Linked DNA regions of Homo sapiens: region 2 is linked to region 1. The links are chromatin loops, found by intact Hi-C in ENCODE. Cell type or tissue: heart left ventricle. All regions are shown on one strand. Links, peaks and the distances in the headings refer to the core of each region. The heading gives the core; the rest is flanking DNA.

Region 1 (6,138 bases), core at 509-5,508:
TGGGAACCCTGATATATAGCTGGTCATCAGAAGCACGGATCAAACAACCTGGAGCTTGTGATTGGCATTGGAAGTGGGAGGCGCTTTTGTGGGACTGAACCCTTAACCTGTGGGATCTGATGCTATCTCCAGGTAGGTAGTGTTGGAATGGAATTGAGTTAGAGAGCACCCAGCTGGTGTCAGCTACTGGAGGAGTGCTTGCTTGGTGTGTGGGGAGAAGCCCCCTACATTAGGTGTCAGAAGCTGCATGTGACTATGTTGTGAGAGGGTGGCAGGAAGAAACTGAGTTTGTTAATCCTATATTTTCAGATCAGCAAAGAAGCCATTGCATTTTGCATGGTGGAACCACTAGTGAACTTGAAAAGACAATTTTAAAGGAATAACAGAGATAAAACTCAAATTGGAAATTGTTGTAAGAAAAAGGAAGGAAGACAGTGTCTGCAGACAGCTCTCTAGAATTTTGCTCTTCCAAGGAAGAGAGAAATATGGGTGGAAGCTAAAGGGGGATGTGGGCTCAAGGAAAGGTTTGCTAAAATGGGAGGTGTTCTATGCTGATGTGAATAATTAGGAAGAGAGGGGGAAATGGATGTAGCAAACAGAAGACAAGCACAGGAGCAAAGGGCTTGGAAAGACTGAGAGGATATGATCCAGAGCCCAAGAGGAGGAGCTGACTTTTAATAAGAGGATGGACACATAGTCCATTAGAAACAGGAAGCCCACGTCACTCTGGGTCTCACTTTATCAGGCTTGTCAGTGGCAGGGATTAAAGACAGGCCCTGTCTCCTGAAGGCAGGCAGAGAACCAGGCAGGAAGGCATGATATGGGAGCCATGCTGCTGCCTGTGAACCAGATGATCTAATGTTATGCTGTTCTTGGTGTAACCAAAATGGAGGTTCAGTTGCTTGCCACTTGTAGAGTTCAACTAACAAGAGGTCTGGTATAAAGACACTGACTTTATTCCAAAGTTTAGCTTAGGGGAGGAAGTCCAGGCTTCTGCCTTTAAGGCTAGCACTTCACTTTTGGGGCAGAAATTCGGGACTTTTAAAGGGGGACTTAATTTGAACGGCATACAGGGGAGGGAGCGAGCAGGTGTGGGGTCTACGTGGTTTGTGCGTTATCTGCCAGGTGGTTGAGCTGGTGCCATCGTGGGCAGAGCTAGGTTATAAAGTGGCCATGATTTTGAGATACTCTTCAGGTGGGAAAGAGTTTTGTAATGGGCACCCTTCAGGTTGTAAATAATTGACTGCTGTCTCTCGACGCAAGCTCCTGGTAGGAGAGAGCTCAGCTCTGGAGCTGCTAAGTAAGCACACAGTCAGATAAGCTTGCCCAGAAGGGAGTGTCTGGTGAAGGGAAGGTAAAGGTTATAATCATTTCTAAAGAGCTAAGTAGGAAGCAGGGAATAGGAGAAAAGAGAAAAGAGAAAATAATCATAACTGTAAAAATTAACTTTTTTTCTCTTAGAAACAGGGGGGGTACTCAGTTTCATTGGTGCTTGTTTTCTTTTGCCATCCTTGAGACTTCAGAGAAATCTAATTTAAATATCCCAGGCTGGTCTCAGCTGTGCCAGAGAATTCAGGAAAAGCATTCAGCTGGTGTCAGCTGTGGAGAATTCAGGAAAAGGTCAAGTACCCATGCTTGGGATGGGGGTGAAGGAGGAATGGTAATCGACAGATTTCTGAGAGTAAGGTGAGTATTCCTCAAGTTGAGCTGGTGAGGGCCAGTGTCCCCACCTCCCCTGCCATTTGTGACTCCCTCCTTCCCAAATGGAGAGTTATTAGGGAAGATCTTTCCCTTACCTTGTCCATTGGACGAGCCGTCCTGATGCACTTCCTCTTTCCCTCCAGCTCGTGTCACTAGAAGCTCACTCTATGCTGAAGACCACACTGGTCGGCGTGGAGGGGAAAACAAAGTGAAATGCTGCTGCTTTAAAAAGTGCTGACAGGTGATAGGGAGCCAGGGGTATGTGTTTTTCTGAGGATCTTTATAGTTGGCTCTATAGTAGAGTCCTAGAGTCCTAGAATCCTAGAAGTTTCGTGTTGGAGGGGTTTTCCAAACCATTTAGTTGCATCCATTTGAGATGGCTGGAAGCGCACAGAGGCAAGGAGAGTGAAAAGATGACCTGTCCTAAGATCACTTCCAGTCAAATCATCTGTAGGCCAAGTGCAGGGGTTGGCTGGTGAACTGGTTCTGAGAGCTGAAAGTGGGGTGTGGAGGGTTTAGGACAGGCACCAGTCTCACTCACTGCATTAAAAGGGCAGTTCGACAAAAAACCAAACACCGCATGTTCTCACTTATAAGTGGGAGCTGAACAATGAGAACACATGGACACGTGGAGGGGAACAACACACACCGGGGCCTGTGTTGGGTTGGGGGTGAAAGGGAGAGCATGAGGAAGAATAGCTAAGGAATGCTGGGCTTAGTAACTAGGTGATGGGATGATCTGTGCCGCAAACCACCAAGGCGCATGTTTGCCTATGGAACAAACCTGCACATCCGGCACATGTACCCCTGAACTTAAAAGCTGAAGATAAAAAATAAAAATAAAATTTAAAAAGGGCAGTTGGATTTAAAGGCAGGAGCTGACTTCAGCGACCCTCCATTATGGGTTTTCTAGGCTTTCGGAAGGTTCAGGACCTCAGGAAGTAAGAGTTTGTCCCATTGCCCTGTAGCCTTTTACTGTCACGTCCCAGGGTCTCAGTGACCCAGCCCTAGGGGCACTCTGGGCTCCTTCTGCAAACCCTTCGAGGCCTGCCTGCTTCTTTCCCAGTCACAAAGCTTCCGAGAAGCTGAATTCCATCTGAGGTTGATCTTCCCTCAGTGCAAGATGAGGCCTCGCGTATCCCTGGGGTTAGGGCTGACTGACAGCAGCTTCCCACTCAGCTTTTTAGGGATGGGAGGAGTTGGATTTGATATGGCCAGTTGGTGGATGGGAGAAGAAAAGTCAAGAAAGAACTATTGACTTAGGAAGACTTCTGGAAAGGCCCAGCGGAACACCGTCCCCCAACCCCGAGTAGTTTAAAGCGTTTCTTCTCTGGCACAAATCTGAACCACATTCCCTCCTTACTCAGCCCTACCCTGACCTGGGATAGCAGGGGACCCAAAGGAACCAAGGCAGCTTTTTGTTTGTTTGTTTGTTTGTTTGTTTTGAGATGGAGTTTCGCTCTTGTCGCCCAGGCTGGAATGCAATGGCGCCATCTCGGCTCACCGCAACCTCCATCTCCCGGGTTCAAGCGATTCTCCTGCCTCAGCCTCCCGAGTAGCTGGGATTACAGGCATGCACCACCACACCCGGCTAATTTATTTTTATTTTTAGTAGAGATGGGGTTTCTCCATGTTGGCCAGGCTGGTCTCAAACTCCCGACTTCAGGTGATCCACCCGCCTCGGCCTCCCAAAGTGCTGGGATTACAGGCGTGAGCCACCGCGCCCGGCCCCAAGGCAGCTTTTAAGGGGATGTGCAACCCCAGTTGCTTTCCAGGCGGCCTTAGCAGCAGAAGCACCTGCAGTCAGTGCCCACTAGGTGGAGACAGAGTCCCGGAGATGCCGGCAGCAGCCTCACTACTCCAGAATCCCAGGCTCCTGGGTCCCTGGCTCCGTGGGCTCCTGTTCTGGAAATAAATGTCTAGGACCCCAGCTCCCCTTCCAGACCAGCCAGAGCCTGTCCCCATTGATAACTCACGTTTATAGCATCGTGGTGTTTAGAAAGCTGATTCACGTCGTTACTCTAGTTGGCTTCACAATTGTCCTGAGGATGGGTGGGCTAGGTATTTGCTGACCCCAGTCTTAGGGTTGAGGAAGTGAGGCCTTCGGGAGCCTTTGAGATACAGTGAAGGTCACGCGGTGCACAGCAGAGCTGGCCTCAAACCCAGGTCCCCTCGACTGAATCCCAGATTCTGCCAAATCTCAGCTGCCCCTCTTCCTCTAGGGTGCACCGCACGGCAGCCACCAAGCTATTTGGCATCAGAGTAGAGCCTGGGTGCTTGGTTCCGTGGGTCCGTATGCTGCACCCTGATGGGGCCCATCTGGTCTTCAGAGAGCTGCTGTGCCCCAAGGCCAGGGCCCAGCTCTGCCTCAGGGGATTTGAGGGCACTCAGAGATGCAGGCAAGGACAGTGTTTATGAGCACCTCTGTACCCCAGAATGGGAGAACCAGCAGGGCTTGACCACACCGGAGCCCGGAGCGGGCCTCCTCTCCCCAGACATCCCTGGATGTGTGAGTGCTGGAGGGAAGTGGGGATTGGCATCGAAGGTCTGACTTAGACCTGCTTGGTAAAGGCTGAGAATGAAGGAAAGGCTGTATTCCCAAAGTTGCCAGCAAATTCTGGACAAGCAGGTGAATGAGGCAGAAAAGCTGAGAGCAAAAAAGCAGTTTCAGTTCCACATAGGGAAGGGCTTCCTTTCTCGTGGCAAGGGGTAGAAGTTATGGGAACACACAACAGAAATTGTCAAAGCTGGCTGGGTGGGGACAAGTGGGGCGGCCATCTCCGCGATGGACAGCATGCCTGAGATACCACCTACCAGCTATGGAGCCACAGCCTCAGTTTACCCATCTGTAAAATGAGGCCAGCGCTCAGCGTCTCATCCCACAAGTGAAGGCTGAAAGGCAGCATTCTGAGTGTGCTGTGAATAGCAGACCCCTCTGCTTGGTGAGCTGTTGTGTGTTGTATGTTCCCACTCTGTCATAGAGTCAGAATAAGAGGAGCCCCATCGGGTCCCAGAGTAGGTATGGATGAAGTCAGTGATTTCTCATGTTGTCTGGCCCTGGAGATTCAGTCAGGGTGGTGGGTAAGGGGGCCTTGTGCCAGGCTGCATCTCTCCACCCTGCCTCCCTGGGAAGACATGAGGGAACGGGTGCAGCCAGCCGGTGTACAGTTGGGAGCGGCTGAACGCAGCGTGGCTTTGCTATTAATGTAGTCAGTAAATAAATAAAGGAGGGCTTAAGCTTAGTGTACAGCAATCAGTTTAGAACTACAGGGTAATTAGCGCTGCAGGGGGCTGCAGGGCGGCAGAGTCAGGTTTAAATGAGCGAGTTCACTTTCACTGAGGCACCCCCTGGGTGCAGAAAACGCAGCCTGGAGAGGAGCCTGCCCTCCTGCCAGCCCACGAGTGGAAGTGGGGATGGCGGCGGGGCTGGGCCTGAAACCACACAGAGAGCTGGGGGATGGACCTGCCCCCATGGGCCAAGGACCAGGTGTCTACATATGCAACCCCCCAGCCCCTCTCCTGCCCCGCATCCTGCCCAGCAACACCCAGGCAGCTCCCAACTATGAAGCACCACTGCCCTGTTGCCTCCTGCTCCTTCCTCTGGCATGCGGCAGACACGGGTCAGGTGGTCTATGAATCGACATGAGCACAGGTGTGGGGATGCAGGAGCTCCCCCCCCCCCACTGGGCCTCTGCGTGTGTGTACACGTGTCCTGGGGAGGTGCCCGAGCGGGCATGTGATGTTCCTCCTTCCCTGCTCTCACGTGCCCCTGACAACTGCAACATGAGCCCTGGAGTGCTAATTACCTCTCTGTTTCCCTCCTTCTCCCTCTCTTTCTTTCATCTATTTATACAACAAAGATTTACCGGGTGCCTATCATGTGCCAGGCAGCATGAAGCTCTGGAAACACAAAGATAGATAACACACAATTCCTGACCTCAAGGAACTGACAGTCTGGTAATGGTGACAGTTAAGGAAACAGGTGACTAAATGGTACTATAGAGACTCTATGCCTAATTTAGCTTCAGGGGTCCAGGGAAGGCTTCCTGAGAGAAGGTTTGAGCTGAAAAGTGAAAAAGGAGAAGTTGAGAGAGCCAGACAGAAGGGGTGTGTGTGTTTGCGTAGCTCTCAGAAGAGGAAACAGCACACGCACAGGCCCACAGGGGAATGGAGCTCGGTGTGGCCCAGAACACCCGTGGTCCCATCGGCTGGAGCAGAGTAGGGGTTGGCCGAGGGGCTCAAGAGTGATCTTAAGACGAAGTTGGGTGCTGAGCAGGGGCTCTGTCACTCAGGGTGTCTTGGAACTTTGTTAAGGAGTTTGAATTCCATCCTCAGAGTACTGAGGAGTCACCAGGGACTCTCATCTAGGGAGCGACATGATGCTATTTGCATTTTTGGAAAATCGCTCTGGGCAGCAAGCAAAGCAGAGGATGGAAG
Region 2 (5,539 bases), core at 1-5,000, 370 kb after region 1:
TGTGATTGTGCCACTGTACTCTAGCCTTAGCAACAGAGTGAGGCTCTGCCTCAAAAGAAGAAAGAAAGAAGGAAAGAAAGAAAGAAAGAGAAAAAGAAAGAGAGAGAGAAAAAGAGAAAGAAAGAAAGAGGAAGGAAGGAAGGAAGGAAGGAAGGAAGAAAGGAAGAAAGAAAGAAAGAAAGAAAGAAAGAAAGAAAGAAAGAAAGAAAGAAAGAAAGAAAGAAAGAAAGAAAGGAAGAAAGTCATAATGACAAAATTTGTCACATGGAAATCAGCAAACACTCCCACCAGGACCCCTCCCACCAGCTGTTTTCAAAACATCTAACTACATGCTGTGACCACTCCCTTGATCTTACAAGGCCTCATATATTCCTACATTACAGTACTCATTCAGGTGTGTTATAAGTATTTGTTTACTTTTCTGTCAGTCTAGAATTTGGTGAATACCTTGAAGGTGGAGCAATGTTGTGTTATTCAGCTTTATATCTCCATCGTAGAGCTTGGCACCTAGTAAGTGTTCATTGAGTGTTCCAGAAAGATGGGAGGAAAACAGGGAAGAAAGAATTAACAAATGAACAGAAAAGAATTCTGGCTTATGCCAGAAAGATGATGCCAAGAGGAATCCAGCCTTTTCATAACCACATCCAAGATGAGATACACTCACCACCCATTTCACAAAGGATGGGTGAGAATGACAACTTGGTTCTGAAGCAAGATTGCCTTTATTTGGTTTGCTCCAGAACCAGGGAGCAATTAGTGCAAAAGACAAACATGAGACACCGGTGCAGGCAGATCATGAGTCCCTTTGACTCACTCAGAGTGTACTCCAAGTTCAGAGATTTTACAGTCCTTGGGGGTAAGATGTACCCCAAAAGCTAGAGGAAAATAGAAGGTGGAAGGAACTTGGAGGAACACAGAAGCTTGCTGCTTCTGTTTACGCTCCCAATGACATCAATTCCAAGAAACCGCTTAGTGAGACTACAATATACGACAGACAGTCTTACCCTGTACACTATGTTGTTTAGATCTTCTGCACAGATTATGGGCCTTGAAGTCTTGCTGTGCCAGCACTGGGGGATCTCCCCTGATCTATGGCTCACTGTAGGGCCCCCAACATTTCCATTTAGACCCATTTAGACATTTTCTGGGGAAAGGCAGTCAATTACTGCAGCCAGTGAGATGTTCTGGTTCAGGTGTAAATCTCTGGATATTTCCATCTCTGCTATGACTCAAGATGAGGAAAGATCTTTGATCCTTTAGAAATTTATTTATTTATTCATTCATTCATCCACTTAGTAAGTAGGAAATTGTGATAGACATTGACAATCTATGGATAAGAAAGCTGGGGAGAGGTGGATTGGAGGTGACAGATAAGAAATCTTTGAGAGAAACGCCTATAGATGGATGAACTGGAGAGGACCCAGGCAAAGAAAGGAGCCCAGACTTGGAGTGGGAGTAGGTGGAGGCTTTTCACAAATAGCATTTGTGCTGAGTACTGATATTCATCTGAGTGGGGAGAGGGTGAACGGAGCTCCCAGCAAAAGGAATTGCACATGAAAGGGCTGGAGGTTGAGATGAGAGTGCATGGTGCCTTCTGGGAACGGGGTCGGGGGGAGGGTGCAAGCCTCACTTTGTAAAATTGGGGGAAGATAATTCTAGACTCACATGAGTTGAAAGAATTCAAAAGTTCATGATGCAGAGTGTTGACCGGGGATAAAATAGGAAAGTGAAATATTGTATAAGTCTGTATAAGTGCTGTTATTATAAATCTGTCTCCAAATGGCCTATAGCAATTATTCTAAAATGCACAACAGCTGTATTTGTCCCCCTTCTGCCATTGCTGAAATTTACACTGTCATCGCGCCAGGAGGAAGGCTTGGCACTAATAATAGGCTGGCTGAGTATGGCTGGAGTGTGACAGACCCCTAGTTAGAGCCCAGAAAGACTGAGAGCAGAGTGGGGAACTGTAAAGCTCTGAGGAAATTCGAGTTGGTGGCTGTGAATATAATCAGAGCACCACCTTGTGGTGGCTGTCGTGCCTGCCTTAACCAATTCTGCGCAACCCCAGAAAACTATGCCAACTCATTTTAAGTTTTATTATACAGTGCACTTTCAAATGATTTCAAAGTCATTTCAGGCCTCTCTTCATGTCACCACTATTCGTCTTTGCTGTAAATTCTCCTCTTTGCGTTCACCAGCACCAATCCACACCAACCCATTCGATCTGTTTTCACACAGCTTATGACCGGCCAGTTCCTTCCTCCTACCTCCTTACTGCAATTCTTCCAAACTCTTGGTCCCTAGGAGCTCCCAAGTTTCCTGGGAAACTGACTCAGTAACTTCTTTTTTTCTTTTTCTTTTTCCTGAGACAGGGTCTCGCTCTGTCACCCAGGCTAGAGTGCAGTGGTGTGATCATAGCTCACTTCAGCCTTGACCTCCTGGGCTCAAGTGATCCTCCCACTTCAGCTTCCAGAGTAGCTAGGACTACAAGTAAGTATCACCATGCCTGGCTAATTTTTTTTTTTTTTTTTTAGTTTCCCTATGTTGCCTAGGCTAGTCTTGAACTCCTGGGCTCAACTCCTGAGACGCCTTAGCCTCTCAAATTGTTGGGATCATAGGTGTGAGCTACCATGCCCAGCCTCAGTGACTTTTCACAAATGGCATTTATGCTGAATACTGATATTCAGCTGGGTGAAGAGAGGGTGAACGGGTGAAAGTTACAGTGTAACTTTCCTACTGTCTTCCTAAGAATGGGAATAAGTCTTCTGCACATCTGAAAAGTTATAAACAATATTATTAAAAGCCATATCAGGGATTTACTACGAAGATAGGACCCCAGAGGGACTAACTGCGTCTTCTAGTAGAGTAAAGCTCGTCTCTGGCCACCCAGCGGGCCAGTAACACAGTGTCCTGGTAGGCAGACTGGTGTATCAGGTTTCAGAGGATGCCCCAGGGAACAGGACTAGAAGTATATGAGCTCTTTAAAAGCACAAAGCAGTCGTTTCCATGTTCAGATTATTTAGAGATTATGAAGGCACCAACCCTGCTTTCGATCTGCATACAGTCAAGTGGAGCAGACACAAGTCAATAATCGCAGTAGAGCCACTTAAGTTTTCTAAAAGAGATTTATCAGCAGGTTGCAGGTGAACATGGCCTTGAGATAAATCCTGCCCCTTGTTGAAGTACAGTTTCAGTAGATGGTTCATGGTATTTTAAGAATTGGAATTTTTTAATAAAAATAAAAAAGTTTTGTTTGGTTCTGTTCTAGATTTATTTTTCCTCCTAAATAAATGAGAAAGATGTTTCAACAAAGGTTCTTTATGCTGAATAATTGTGATGCTTGAAGGTGGTAATCTGCTTTGTTTAAGTGGATTTTAAATGTCAGACAATTCTAGACAGTTTTCTCTTGGTCAAATAAAAATTTAATTAAAAGTTAAAAAAATTAAAAGCCATATCAAATTTTAATATTGACAGGAGGGATAAAACTCTGTAACGCTGACTGTCTTAGATTAGGTTTCCCTGAAACATACCTATAATAAGGCTTTGTGTACAAGCAATCAATTTTAGAAATACTCCCAATAGAAATTGGGAAAGGGGAGCGTGGTTTCAGCTTGAACCCTCAGGGAAACTTGACAGTGAAAACCACACAAGGGAAGCTGGCCTGCACACTCTCACTCCCACCTGTCAGCTGTTGGCTAAGGGGAACAGGGAGTGAACTCCCAGATATTTCCTGGTCTTTTCCTGGGCAGACAAAGCTTTAGTAGCCAAGGAGACGTCTCCAACAAAAGTCCTAGGTGTGGGCCTTGGAAGCCACAGTGCAGGGAAGCCAAGAGAGGGAGTGCAGAAGAGGAACGGAGGTCTGAAAAGATCTAGAAAGACCACTATCAGTTTCTGTTTCAGAGACAGCACAGACACACGGGAGGCACTAAGTTTCTTATTCCTTCAGAAGACAATTAAGGCCAGGCATCATGGTATCACGCCTATAATCCCAGCAGTTTGGGAGACAGAGGCGGGTGGATCACTTGAGGTCAGAAGTTCGAGACCAGTGTGGCCAACGTGGCGAAACCCTGTCCCTTTTCTTTCTTTCTTTCTTTCTTTTCTTTTCTTTTTTTTTTTGAGACAGAGTCTTGCTCTGTCACCCAGGCTAGAGTGCAGTGGAGCAATCTCAGCTCACTGCAGCCTCTACCTCCTGGATTCAAGCGATTCTCAAACGTCAGCCTCCTGAGTAGCTGGGATTACAGGCGCCTGCCACCATGCCCGGCTAAATTTTTTATTTTTAGCAGAGATGGGGTTTTGTCATTTGGCCAGACTGGTCTCAAACTCCTGACCTCAAGTGATCCACTTGCCTCGGCCCCCCAAAGTGCTGGAAGTACAGATGTGAGACACACCCAGTCTTGAAACCCTGTCTCTACCAAAAAATACAAAAATTAGCTGGGGTGGTGGCATGCATTTGTAATCCCAGCTACTGGGGAGGCTGAGGCACAAGGACCATTTGAACCCAGGGGGCGGAAGCTGCAGTGAGCAGAGATTGTGCCACTCCACTCCAGCCTGGGCAACAGAGCAAGACTTGGCCCCCCAAAATAACAATAGGCCAGGAGCGGTGGCTCACGCCTGTAATCCCAGCACTTTGGGAGGCTGAGGCTGGCGGATCACGAGGTCAAGAGACCAGCCTGGCCAACATGGTGAAACTCTGTCTCTACTAAAAATACAAAAATTAGCCGGGCATGGTGACTGTGCCTGTAGTCCCAGCTACTTGGGAGTCTGAGGCAGGAGAATCGCTTAAACCCGGGAGGTGGAGGTTGCAGTGAACCGAGATCATGCCACTGCACTCCAGCTTGGGTGACAGAGCGAGACTCCATCACAAAAAATAATAATAATAAATAAATAAAATAAAAATAAATTTAAAAGAAGACAATTAAATTTCCAGTAACCTGATGATTAACTTTGCAGAGCCCAAACATACAGAAATACAATTAACACTTTTCTTTTTCTTTTTTGAGACAAGAGTCTCACTCTGGGCCGGCCGCGGTGGCTCAGGCCTGTAATCCCAGATGGAGACAATCCTGGCTGAGATGGTGAAACCCCGTCTCTACTAAAAATACAAAAAAATTAGCTGGGCGTGGTGGCGGGTGCCTGTAGTCCCAGCTACTCGGGAGGCTGAGCAGAAGAATGGCAAGAACCCGGGAGGCAGAGGTTGCAGTGAGCTGAGATCGCGCCACTGCACTCCAGCCTCGGCGACAGAGTGAGACTCCATCTCAACAACAACAACAAAAAAGAGTCTCACTCTGTCATCCAGGTTGGAGTGCAGTGGCGCAATCTCAGCTCACTGCAACCTCCGTCTCCCGGTTCTAGCGATTCTGGGGCTTAGCCTCCTGAGTAGCTGGCATTACAGGCACCCACCACCATACCTGGCTAATTTTTGTATTTTTCGTAGAGATGGGGTTTCACCATGTTGGCCAGGCTAGTTTCCAACTCCTAACCTCAAGAGATCCTCCCACCTCAGCCTCCCAAAGTGCTGGGATTACAGACGATGCCATCA

The links. Peaks named below come from ENCODE experiments on the same cell type or tissue, not always from the same donor. Only the 100,000 strongest peaks of a DNase experiment are listed, where the experiment ranks them.
Region 2: it touches region 1 in a loop (10-fold over the local background); 105 of 110 quality-filtered maps call a loop at or near these places.

The regions. Positions count from the first base shown.
Region 1 is chr11:114,258,593-114,264,730 of GRCh38, reverse strand. It overlaps a transcript of NNMT not described here. Among named protein-coding and RNA genes, the nearest start is that of NNMT, 35 kb to the left of the region's middle. In heart left ventricle, for the core only: CTCF peaks have their summits at 1,650, 1,850, 3,320 and 3,521 (motif pointing right); a DNase peak (open chromatin) is centred at 3,530; H3K27ac peaks cover 1,136 bases.
Region 2 is chr11:113,892,970-113,898,508 of GRCh38, reverse strand. No RefSeq gene overlaps it. Among named protein-coding and RNA genes, the nearest start is that of HTR3B, 9.1 kb to the left of the region's middle. RefSeq lists a silencer at 2,535-2,735. In heart left ventricle, for the core only: a CTCF peak has its summit at 2,032 (motif pointing left); no DNase peak of the experiment used is centred there.